Regions from separate parts of the Homo sapiens genome. Here region 1 is linked to region 2. The links are chromatin contacts, found by Hi-C in ENCODE. All regions are on one chromosome and are shown on one strand. The core of a region is the stretch at or near the end of the contact, and the rest is flanking DNA. Distances in the headings are between cores, read along the strand shown.

What was found. A loop is a pair of places that touch in the nucleus more often than their neighbours do. Pooled maps may share reads with other maps.
Region 1: a map of PC-9 shows a loop between it and region 2 (5-fold over the local background). The contact joins the enhancer-like site here to the promoter of MAML3 in region 2. A Hi-C loop is called at or near these places in 3 of 168 maps with a recorded cell type or tissue (IMR-90, PC-9 and aorta) and 5 of 50 pooled maps.

What each region holds. Positions count from the first base shown.
Region 1 is chr4:140,852,341-140,858,176 of GRCh38, forward strand. No RefSeq gene overlaps it. Among named protein-coding and RNA genes, the nearest start is that of TBC1D9, 99 kb to the left of the region's middle. Within about 2 kb of position 4,556, at least 5 of the 41 ENCODE cell types and tissues checked have a DNase peak (open chromatin) inside an H3K27ac peak, as active enhancers do; they include PC-9, where a contact is called at or near this core.
Region 2 is chr4:140,151,430-140,158,038 of GRCh38, forward strand. It overlaps MAML3 (mastermind like transcriptional coactivator 3), which reads right to left and starts at 2,755. Exons shown (of 5, transcript NM_018717.5): 1 at 1,431-2,755. The coding sequence starts at 1,898. RefSeq lists an enhancer at 1-316.

The sequences.
Region 1 (5,836 bases), core at 3,306-5,805, 700 kb after region 2:
TTGGGCTAAAGCGATCCTCCTGAGTAGCTGGGACTGCAGGTGCGTGCCACCACACCAGCTAATTTATTTTATTATTATTATTATTATTATTATTATTATTATTATTATTATTATTATTTTGTAGAGACAGGGTCTCGCTATGTTGCTTAGGCTGGTCTCAAACTCCTGGCTGCAAGCAATCCTCCTCTCTGGGCTTCCCAAAGTGCAGGTATTACAGGCATGAGCCACCACACCAGACTTGTTTTTTTAAATTTAAATTTAAATATCTTTCATCTTATTTTACAGAGATAAAGACAGAAACCTGTCAGCTTCTTTTTTCAGATGAGGGAGGATAATATATCATGGTGGTGAAGAGCAGCTTTTAGGAGCCAGAAAACGGATTAATGAGCAGTTTTGCCACTTACTGGCTGTGTGATTTGGGCAAGCTACTTTCTAAGCTTCATGATCAGAATTTGTAAAATGGGGTACTAATAGTACTTTCTTCAAAGGGTTATGGTAAGGGCGAAATGATATGATGCATGCAAAGCACTTGACTAGTGCCTGGTGCATAGTAACCATGCAAATGTTCACTATTATTACTAACGTTAAGATGACAGCAGTGATGATAAGCACTATGCATTTATTTTAGTGTCACTGTTATTCTTCAGAGTCAGTAGCAGCAAGTCCTCAGCAGGCAGTTCTTTCCATTAATATGCCAGCCTGGACTTGGTGTTTTGGGCTAAAAAGCTGAGCCTCCAGCATTCATTCAGTTACTAGTTTAACGATGTTCCCTGAGCTCCTTCTAGGTCCCCAGGATACATGGTTAAACCAGCAGACACAGTGTGGCTGCAGCCCTGTGAGTCAGGTGGAGAGTGTCCAGATAGAGGTGAGTGGGAGACAGAGGTCAGGGTTGGTTCCTATGGGACCCTGTGGGTAAAGTATAAGGACAGGCTTGATTATTTCTTCTTTAGTCTCAAGCCATCATTTTATAGGTGAAATTTAGTCTCCTCCAAGTTCATTACCATAAGATCAAAGTAGACCAACCAAATAAACAATTTTACTTGTCCCGCTTTCCTACTTTGATTTTGGTAGTTGTGCTATTGAGCTCTGAAGTGACTGGAATGGTAGTTTTCAAACTTTAGGATGAGGCCAGGCATGGTGGCTCATGCCTACAAACCCAGCACTTTGGGTGGCTGAGGTGGGAGGATTGCTTTAGGCCAGGAGTTTGAGACCAGCCTGTACAGTGAGACCCCGTTTCTTAAAAAAAAAAAAAAAATTACATTAAAAATTAGCTGGACATGGTGGCATGGGTCTATAGTCTCAGGTCTACTTGGGAGGCTAAGGCAGGAGGATCACCTGAGCCCAGGAGTTTGAGGCTGCAGCGATCTATAATCGTGCCACTGTGCTCCAGCATGGGCGAAAGAGTGAGACCCTGTCTCTAAAAACAATAACACCTTCAAGGTGCATTAGAATCACCTGTAGGGTTCCCTAGAACACTTACCCTATATCTTGAACCAATTATTTCTCGTATCATCAATCTTTCTGCAACCCTCTTCCTCACTGTGACTTGTTTCCTTATGTATTTTGAGCTTTTGGTGGTGAGTTTATATTCCTTCAAACTTGGTTTGTGAGAATTCCTTTGAGACCTGGTTTAAACAGTATTCCTCTAGTGAGGATATATGCATTCATTTCTACTAAACATTGAATGTGACTATCAGTTTGCAATAAGTTTAAATTCGTACTTTGGGTTTTTAGGTCGTATAAGTACTTGGATTCTGATACATAGCCCATGAGAAGGCTTGTCTATGGCTAAGGTATCTTGGGGTGTTGGAGGAGACTTTATCTTTTTCCCTTTTTAACTAGAACCAAGGCCAACACTGGTAAACACTTATATCAATTCCTTCTGGTAAGCATATTTTTTTTTCCAGTTTACCCACGAAGGGTGTCAATTCTTTTGGGTGCTGGCTTTGTGCTGGAGTCTCTGATTCTGAGCCTGAGCTTTGTCTCTGAGCTCCTCCTGTAGGAGCAGCACACGCCCTTCTTGTGGCCTGTTTTTGTGTGGCCTTTCAGCTAAGAATGGCTTTTACATTTTTAAACTGTTGCTAAGAAACAACAACAATGAAGTAAGTGACAAATCATATGTGGCCCACAAAGCCCAAAATATTATCTTTAAAATTGTATCTTTTCAGAAAAAAATTGTAGACCCCTAGATCATGAAAGCTAAATAAACATAGGCACCCAGGGCAAACTCTATTTCTGGTGGTCCTGTTCCCCTCTGAATAGACTAGTAGTTTCTTACTGTTTCTGGTGTCCAAGAATTTATCTTACATTCCTACCAGCTTAGCTCTTTGTCTTAAAGGAGGTGTTAATATTTTATCCATTGTTTTTAGGAGTTCTCTACTTGGAAGGTTCCTCTGGACATTGAGCACCTCTTAATATATGAAAAAGAATCCTCGCTCTTTACTTCCTGTCGAGCAAGTCTCAGTGCCATAGCAGGGCTATAAGAAGGGATGGCCTTCTTATGCACTGGCCTGTGAGCCAGTGCTGGGAAGTATGATATAACTGAAATGGGAGACTTCCCTTGCACCCCTTCTCAACACATGCGACAGGAGTGTGGCTCTCTGTTTGGTGAGTTCAAACCCCTTTTATGGGAGGAGGATCATGAAGATGGCAGGTGCAGGAACCAGAGTGACTGCTTTGGGGCTCTGGCCCCATGGCAGTGTCTAGGGGTGGGTGTCTGCGACTCCCAAAGCCCAGGTGGGTGCATGTTACAGTGTGCTCTTTTAGTCTTGCCCTTCTGGATGGCTTAAGGGTTAACCAGGTCAGTGGGCCCTCTGCCTTTTTGCAAGGGCAGGGGGCCAGCATGACAACTTTCTGTATCCTGAGCTCTTGTCCAGCCATCCCAAAAAATTGGGTCCGACATTAACTTGAAGGCTGAATGTGGGGGTTTTATTCAGTGGTGGTGATGGCTCTCAGTGGAATGGATGGGGAGCTGGACAGGAGATGGAGTGAAAAGATGATCTTTCCTTAGAGTTTGGCTGTCTAGCTGCTGATTCTCTGACCATCCCCAGCCAAACTTCTCCTGATGTTCCTTCTCTTCTCTCCCAGCCTGGGGCTTGGGGTTTATATGGGTACAGGACAGGGGGCGTTGTGGGCCAGAAGGCAACTTTTGGGTGCAAAAACAGGAATGTCTGTCCTTATTTAGGGCCGCAGGTATTCAGGCTTGAGGGTGGTACCTTTGCTGGGGAAACCACCCTCTTCTATCCAGTATTTCCATGACTAATCATATTTTGAAGGGGCGAGTCTAGAAAATAACACACATTGGGGTCTTAAAATAATGAGCTTCCTTGCATAGCTAAAATTAGCATTCTGTGGGGACTCACCTTGTGGGTTGTGTGTGTGTGTGTGTGTGTGTGTGTGTGTGTGTGTGTGTTTGCAGGTGTCCCTGCTTATATACAGTGGTTGCATCATCCTATTCTACTTCCAGTACTTCCAGACTAGACTTGTTCCTGTTCAGGGAGTGTTTCCTGATTATACATAATCTTCCTATACATAAACTTTCAGTTTTCTTTTTTTTATTATAGAGACAGGGTCTTGCTCTGTCACCCAGGGTACAGTGGTGCAATCATAGCTCACTGCAGCTTTGACATCCCTGGCTCGGCTCGGCTCAAGTCATCCTCCAGCCTCAGCCTCCTGAGTGGATGGGACTATAGGCACATGCCACCATGCCTGGATAATTTTTTAATGTTTTTCTAGCGACAGCGCTCTCACTTTGTTGCCCAGGCTGGTCTCAAACTCCTAGCCTCAAGCAACCCTCCTGCCTTGGCCTCCCGAAGTGTTGGGATTACAGACACGAGCCACCATGCCCAGCAGCTTTTCTTGCTTTCCATTCCTTATATTTTTGAGTGGTCAGGAGGTGCTTACCCATTTATGAAAGCAGCATGGTGCTGCCGAAGGAACTCTGGCAGTGGAGTCAGGAAAACCCAAGTTCTAGTCCTGAGTCCATCCCTCATTAATGTCCTCCCTTTTCCTCTCCACCTTTTTGTTTCAAACAAGGGAGATAAAAAAGAGGGAAAGAAAATATGATAAGAGGCAAATGGACTACCTTTAACTTTCCTTATCATAAAGGAAGCTCTGTGAGTCAGGTCCTGTGTGTGTTTAGGTCCTGGCATTATACCTCAATCTCAGGTAAAGGTCTCCTGAAATTATATTTAACTGGGAGTTTTGCTGGCATAAAAAACATCAGGTCCAGGCCCAGAGTGATGCAATTTTATTCTCAGGTCTAACTCTATTGTGTTCTAACATTCTCTAATTCACTTCTCTGCTCTCACATGTATTTATAGACATGGATACCATTGCCAAAGCTCTGAATTATGTTTTTCTCCTTAGAGATTTGAGACCCTTGGCTCCCATTAGATCTATAATATCAATGACAGCTGTGTTGTGTGTGTATACAGCTCTCATAGCAACCAAGTGCAGTTGCCCGCCAATGAAACCTGGCTCTGCTTTCCCCCTTGCCTATTTAGTAAATGTCCTTAAGAACAAAGAAGGTGGGAATGTTAGAGGGAGGCACAGCGGGAGTGATTAGTTTAAGGGTTATGACTAATCAGGCATGTTCCCTGTGGGGGAAGGTGGGGCGTGTCTTCCATAACAGGAAGGTCCGAAGAGATTGAGGCGTTTAATTTGTACCTCCCTGTATGCCAGCAGATACAGGCTACCACTGGTTGGAGATTTAGGACGGCACCTTCTTTTGCTAGGGTGCTGTGACTGAAAGCCAACAAGGGGAGATGCAATCACAGTGAGCAGAGGGTCCCCATGGTATCTTTGGTGGCTCGGTGGAAAGGTCTTTCTCCCTGATTCTTCTCACAGCCAAGAACAAAGATTTACAGTGAGACTTGGTGGAGGCTCTCTACTACCTGTGAGTGTGATGAAATAAGAGGTCAAATTGCTTCTGTTGTTGGATCACTAAGAATGATGGAACTAGTGTTTTAAAATGTCTCATAAAGAGGAGACCTCTCTCAGTCACCTGAGTTTCTTAATTGGTATTCACTCTTCTGTAGATAGTAATTACCGCAGAGCAAAAATGACTCATATTCTCTCCCTACCCTTTGTTCCCCAATTTGTTGCAATGCATTATTCAAGGAGATGAGTAGCACTACTAACACTGGCTTCTAAAGAATTATTAGACTTAGAAAAGAACTAGGTCGGGCACAGTGGCTCATACCTGTAATCTCAGCACTTTGGGAGGCCGAGGTGGGCAGATTACTAGAGGCCAGGAGTTCAAGACCAGCCTGGCTAACATGGTGAAACCCCATCTCTACTAAAATTCCAAAAATTAGCCAGGTGTGGTGGTGGGTGCCTGTAATCCCAGCTCCTCCTCGGGAGGCTGTGTGCAGGAGAATTGCTTTCGAACCCAGGAGGCGGAGGTTGCAGTGAGCCGAGGCTGTGCCACTGCACTCCAGCCTGGGTGACAGAGCGAGACTCCATCTCAAAAAAAACTAAAAACAAAACAACAATAACAATAAACAGAACTAAATATACTTCTGTGTCTTCTGAATGATGGTTTAGCTTACAGTCCTCCAAACATAGGTATTAACAGAATAAGAGTTAAGCGGCAAAGCTGACCCAGCTGGCCCATTACAAAGCTGTGGGGAGTTTTCTTTTTCTTTTTTTTTTTTTTTTTAGCTACTTAATTTTGTCAAAATCTGGGGTTGTAAATGTTCCATTCTCAAATGTGTGAATATGCTGCATTAAGTCTCAAAACAAAAGCCCACAAAGTGGAGTTTCTAGGTGGGATGGGGCCTCCGCCTTCAGGCACAGCATGATAGCAAGCCAGGCTGATGCCCAGTGAAGCCAG
Region 2 (6,609 bases), core at 1,505-4,004:
CAAGCCGACTCTTTGTCACCGAGCGCCGGCCCGAGCCCCCGGCGAAAGCCCACGGCAGCACTGGCACCACCCCGGCGCCGGGGACTCACAGACCGGGAACGTGTGCGATTTCTAAACCGCACGACGGGAGGGCCGCCCCTGCCGGGCTCTGCGCCGCCGATCGCTGGGCGGTCTGCACGGGAAACAGGCGAAGGCGCGCGGCCCCGGCACGCTCCAGGATTCCCGTCGCCTGGCCCACCCAGCACCCGGGCGGCGCGGTGCGGGGGGGGGGGGCACACACCTTTCCCAAGCTTCCGGCCTCCCCTCACCCAGAAAGGAAAGCAAAAGAACCGGAGAGGGGAGATAAGAGAAAGGATTCTAGCCTCCGGCTTGGGGGGTGGGAACTGCCCCTTCCTCCTGGAGAAGTTAAGCCATTGGCTGCTCATCCTACCTCGAACCCGCCCACCCAGCCATTTAAGCCTCTTTTACCTCCCTGCTACCTTCCATTGCTCTGGGCTTATTAAGCAGGCCCCCAAAGTTGGCGGGCAGCGGGGCAGGGGGCGCCAAGCGGAGAAAGACTCCGTGCACGCAAGTTTAAAAGGAAAAAAGGAAAGAATCCCAAGCGAAGTTGTGTGGTGGGGCCTCTTGGCGCAAACCCTGGGTATTGCTTTCCCCTCCCGCCCCCTCCAGGCCGCTCCCCTCTTAACCCTCCCAGCCGCTCCACCTGCCGGGCTAGCCCCGAGTCGCGAGCAAAGAGCGGAGCGCACCCGCGCCCCGCATCCGCGCGCGCTCCCGCGAGCACCCCCGCGCGCAGCCACCCTCGCTCGTTTCTCACCCACTTCAAAGTTCATTCACAAAACTCTCAGACTTTCTCAGCCCAAAGGGGGTGAGCTGGGGAGAGGAGGCGAGAGGCTCTCCTTCCCCGCTTCCCCCCTAGGGGTTGAGGGCCTGGTGCCCGCCCAGAACCTGCGACAGCATCAATATTTCCACGCACCCGGCGGATGTGCTGAGAGGGGTGGGCGTAGGGGGACGGGTCTGGGGAGGCGAGGCGGCGCGGCTAGAGGTGGGGTGGGGAGCGGCGAAGAGGAGGAGCAAGGTTTCAACTCAGGGGTTCACTCTTTCAAATCGGTATCTTAAGAAAGGGAAGGGGGGAAACTTTTCCAGCACCTCACTCCGACGCTCCTCTAGGCTCCCTCCGCCCCTCGCAGTCGTGACTGGCTTCTCCCCTCTCGCCCCCTCCTCCCCAAATCTGACAACCCTGACAGATTAACAGGTAGCGACGACGGCAGCTTTTTCCCTAAGAAAAGTTGACGTTAACCCTTAGGCTTCAGCCCACCTCACCCACCGTGCAAATCAGACCCTTGTACCCCCATGTAAGAAGCTCCACGCGCCCCCCACCACCACCACCACCCCCAACGCGCGCCGCAAGCCCGCTGCCCGTGCGCCCTCACCATGATCAGCGTGTGGTTCCTCTGCTCCGCCGAGGCAGCCTCCGCATCTTGCTGGGGTTTGCTCGGGTGCTGCTGTTTGCCGGTGCCGGCGCCCGATTTCTTGGCCCTCTGCTCCAGGGTCCGCTGGTAGAGGCTCACGGTGTCCCGGCGCTCCAGCTCCAGCTGCTCCACCTGAGCCTGCTGGTACCTGTTCTCGCAGTTGACGTGGTGCCGACGGCAGCCCTCGATGCGCTGGCGGAGCCGCTCCACCACGGTGCTGTGCTTGGGAACGGCCGCCGAACCGCCGCCGGGGCCCCCGGAGCCGCCGCATCCACCGGCTGCCGGGTGATTGCTACTCGGAGCAGCGGGAGTACTATTGGGAGTATTATTCACACCGATCCCGGCCCCGCCGAGGCTGCTGTTCAGGCTACTGTTGATGCAAATACTACTGCCATTCGCGGCAGCAGCGGGGGCTGCGAAATCCCCCATCCTGCTCCCCGGGCACACTATTTTGGAAGAACTTTTTTTATCCACCCCCCTATCAGCCTCCTCCTTGGGTCCAAGGATTAAAATAGTTTAAGTGGAACGCGGGGGAGACGCAAGCACATGGATGGAAACGGCGATCCCGACGGGGCGAAAAAAACGGGGGGGGAGATTTTGGGGTGGTTTTTGTTTCCTTTTTTTAAACTGTAAAAGCTCAAGGGGAAGAAAAGGGGGGAACGTTATCGGAATACCATCAGACACCTATCAACAAAAAGAATCACAACAAACTGAGCCAGCAGCAAATCGGGTTGCAACTCAAGGGGAGATCCGCTCCTTGCTTGCCTTCTTTTTATAATCCATTATTTTCTAATAAATTCCAGGAGATTTCCGGTGGTTGGCAAGCATTTTCTCCCTACATACCGAAAAACACACCCCATGTACACACACAAGCATATGCCTCCAGTGCGGACACGCGCGACACACACTCACTCCACACCGCATCGGAAAACGGCAAGCTTGCTTATTGCATTTTCCTTCCACAAAAAAGTTTTGGTGTTTATGCCGCCCCGTGTTCTCAAAGTACTTTGGCTGCTCAGTTGCATTTCACAGGAACCTAGATATCGAATCCTCGGGCTGGGGGAAGTAAACACATGGACAGTCCGAGGCGACTGCAAAAGTAGATCGGTGAAGTCCTTTGCAAAACGCCGCGCAGAGAGCAGCACCTAACGCTCGGCTGGGCTGCCGCTGCCGCCGCTGCTCCTGCCACCATCACAATGATCAACTGCTCGCCGCCGCCGCCGCCGCCGCCTCCTCCTCCTCCTCTCGCTCCTCCACCTCCTCCTCCTCCTCCATGCCAGCGGAGTGATATCAGGACGCGCGAGCTCAGTAAACACGGCAGCGGCGGCGGCTGGAGGCCGTGAGACAGGCCCGCGGACACGGCGCAAAACCCGGCCCGGACTCTCACCCGGCAGGAGCGGGCGCGGCACGCACCAGCACCCGGCTCCCGTCTCCGTCGCCTCGGCGCCCGGCGCCCCTCCTACGCCCCCAACCACACTACCGCCCCGCCGAGAAGCCCAGAGCCGTCGGCGACGGAGAGAAGAAAGATTCTGGGGGGATCTCAGAAATAAATCAACTTTTGACCTGTGTGTGTGCGTGAGAGCGTGTGTGAGTGTGTGTGTCTGTGTATGCGCGCGCGCGTGCGCGGGGACGCGCCTGGTAGGGTTTCCTTATTCCAAGGAAAGTATCAAGCGATCCCAAGTTGTTGTTATACATTTATGCATTATATTGCAGAACTGTGCATGACCAGGCAGAAACATTGAAGCTTTACAGCAGTTGTCTGTCATCCCTATCCATGTGGAAAGAAAAAGGCAAATGAGTGACTTGTTTTTAAAACCCAGGTAATAAGTCTGCGCTAGTAACAGCGCTACTTACGGACACTTGTTCCAAGTCTAGGCCAGACTGAACACACAAATACCAAATTCTAAATAAATAGAAATAGGCATCAAAAATGTGTAATATTTAACTCACTGTACATAATGATTGTTGTTACTAAGTCAATTATTGTTTTACTTACCCTTGGAAAAAAATAAAGCAAGCAGGGACTTGGAGGTGAGACTAACAGTACATTTAAACAGACTGTTTTGAACACTAGGTGCTAATGACAGCAGTAATTAAGGTCCTTCGTAAATCAAGTGGAAAGATTGCAGATTTCATAGACTAGAACTATAGAAAAAACACAGCATTTCACAGTTTGTCATGACCAAAACAAAAACAAGCAAAAATAACAGGCCTACTTTATTGCTGGATATATTTCTTTCCATTTCAATGAATTCACAATAAGTACAATTAAAATGGACTAGCAACTGCAGAAATCAATCTAAACTTTCCATTTTATTAAAGCACATTATCTTTCCCGATATTATCTAAAAACAAAAATAACAACTAAGGATCAAATATTCTTGAATATGGACTTAAACCATTGCATATACATATTTTTAAAAATTAAGATGGAGAAATTATTATTTCTCTAATAATCAGTAAACTATAAATCTTGATTGTGAGATGTTAATTATAAGTCATTTTGTATTATTTCAATAAATCTTAAGAATTAGTTTTTAGGGTAAAAATACACCCCAGTTTTCTAAAATAGCCAGGAATAAAAGAACTTTGGATCTTATGCATTAGTCATGAGATCTGATTTAAACCATCTTCATTTCTTGGCATTGCAGATTAGCACAGGATGCTATTTCTAACCTCATAATGTCAGCGATAAGAAGCTATATTTTTCTTCAATTAATCAGTTCTATATAGTGAACGATATTTTTAATATTCACTGGATATATGGCAAAATGGGCAGCAAAATATTTAATACGGTGTGAGGCTACTTCTAAGCAGTAAAACCAACTTAAGAGAGTGTATATTTCATTGAAGTTGCCACACTTTTTCTGAAGGCTATTTAGTTAATATACAAATTTCTGTATCAAACTGCCCTTCTTCAAGTCTCAGTCAGAAAATTTAACTGGACTACGTCTGTAGCAAAAGAGCCCGTTCAGATTCTGAAAATATGTAGAGAATTTTAAGAAATTAGAAAAAGAGGTAGCAAAGTGGCCTTTATCTTTTTCACATATTCACTAAATAATATCTCTATTAACTCAGGAAACACATGGCTTCGCCACAGAGGGGAAGCTATGACTCTGCATTCGCTTTGCTCTCTCTTCACCGTAGTTTAATTCTTTTTTTTTTTTTTTTTTTTGAGACAGAGTCTTGCTCTGTTGCCTAGGCTGGAGTGCAGTGGCGCCATCTTGGCTCACTGCAACCTCTGCCTCCCGGGTTCCAGTGATTCTCCTGGCTGAGCCTCCTGGGTAGCTGGGATTACAGGTGCACGCCACCACACCTGGCTAATTTTTGTATTTTTAGTAGAGACGGGGTTTCACCATGTTGGCCAGGCTGGTCTGAAACTACTGACCTCAGATGATCCACCTGCCTTGGCCTCCCAAAGTGCTGGGATTACAGGTGTGAGCCACTGCGCCTGGCCACACTGTAGTTTAATTGTTATCCCTCCTCCTTCACTTGCCTCCATCACCCACAAAAGACTGCAGTTTGATTTACAGAGGCAACAAATTTGAGGGTCTTAAGCACTGGGTCTTTAGTTTTTGAGACTTGGGTTCTCATTTTAGCTTTTTCCTGTGACTCAGAATTTAATTATTCATTGAGAGTTTCTCATTCTGGGGAAAAAATGACAACAATAGCAGCACCATGTATTCCCTTCAAGCTGTTTACCTCTCCTACCATGAAGGGAAACCAAAAAGACACAAGAATTTGCATCCTTCCCTTTGGGGAACCAGCAGGTGGGACAGCACACTTTGTGGTTTTACCACAGAGTTCCCCAATGACAAATGAAGCTCTTCTTGCACAACCACAGTATACTTTGCTGCCTGATTTTAGTGCATGAATGGGCTATACCCAAAAGAAAAACTGTTACATGTGTACACACAAACAAGCGCACACACAGGCACCCGTCTTTCATCTCTCCAAAATGGGAGTGGCAGCCACAAGCTCCATGCCCCAGATGTGGGGAAAGGAAGAACTGTGAAACTGTGTGATGGCCAGAGGGGAAGAATCTTTGAGAAACCGACCTGTGCAGGACTCTGCTGTGACGTACCAGAGGTCAGAAACCCCATTCTCATTGTGCAGGAAGATTAGAAGAAAGAAGCAAGAAGCAAGCAAGGCTTGCATCTTGAGCAACATATGCCAGTCACCCTGAATTAGAGATGTTGATCTACTCCAGTGACCTTAGAAGAAACAGAGACCTTTATGCTGGCTACTTCCAGATCCCATGATATGGTCCTGCAAGGTTTCCAGCTTTGTTGGTCACCTTCCTAAAGAACTCCTTGAAAGTCATAGAGAAATCCAAGTTCTGGAGAAGCAATTTTAGTCCCTTCTCACAGCACAACACTGACAGCATGACCATCTTTGTCTTTTCTGTGAGCCTGCTACAAGGCAAAACTTCAGGATGAAAGCGGTAGACACAGCATCAATGCTATTGTTCTTGAATGACAAAAAATAATAATAATAATAATTGAGATGCCATAGCAGTGATGAGAAAGAAATTACTATGACTGCATCCCCAACTGTGATGATATCTCTCTGGATGCCAAGGAAAGAAGGGCTTGATGAATAAGTAGCTACACCAGGTTATCCTGTTGTCCTGGCTCTGAGCCAAAGTTGGCAGTTCTGAGGAGTTCAACCAGGTTCCATTTCCTTTACACCAAGTCTGTGTCATCTTCCTATATTCACCTGAGAAGGCCTAGTGTCCCAGTGACAAGAAAGAGACCTTTGTGCGGAAATTCCAGTCTATGTGCCCCCTCTGTTTCCCTCTTACTATGGATCAATAGATCTGCTTTCATAAAAGAGTATCTTGTGGCTAAAGAAGAATAGGAACCCTCTGCTGCCCACATATGAGCAACCAAACCTTTATATCTTTCCAAAGTGGGGCCCAGGCACTCCTAAATTACTAGCAGCCGGGGGATGTGCCCTCAGCTGTCTAGCAATAGGTATCATTTCAATAATTCCATGAATATATTTATGGCCTTCTGTGTGCCACACACTGTGGTAGGCACTGGGTGAACAGCATAATAACAGTGTATAGAACACAGTCCCAACCTCAATGACGGCCAACTAGAATCAGGGCAGTATATGCCATAATAGAATTAATATG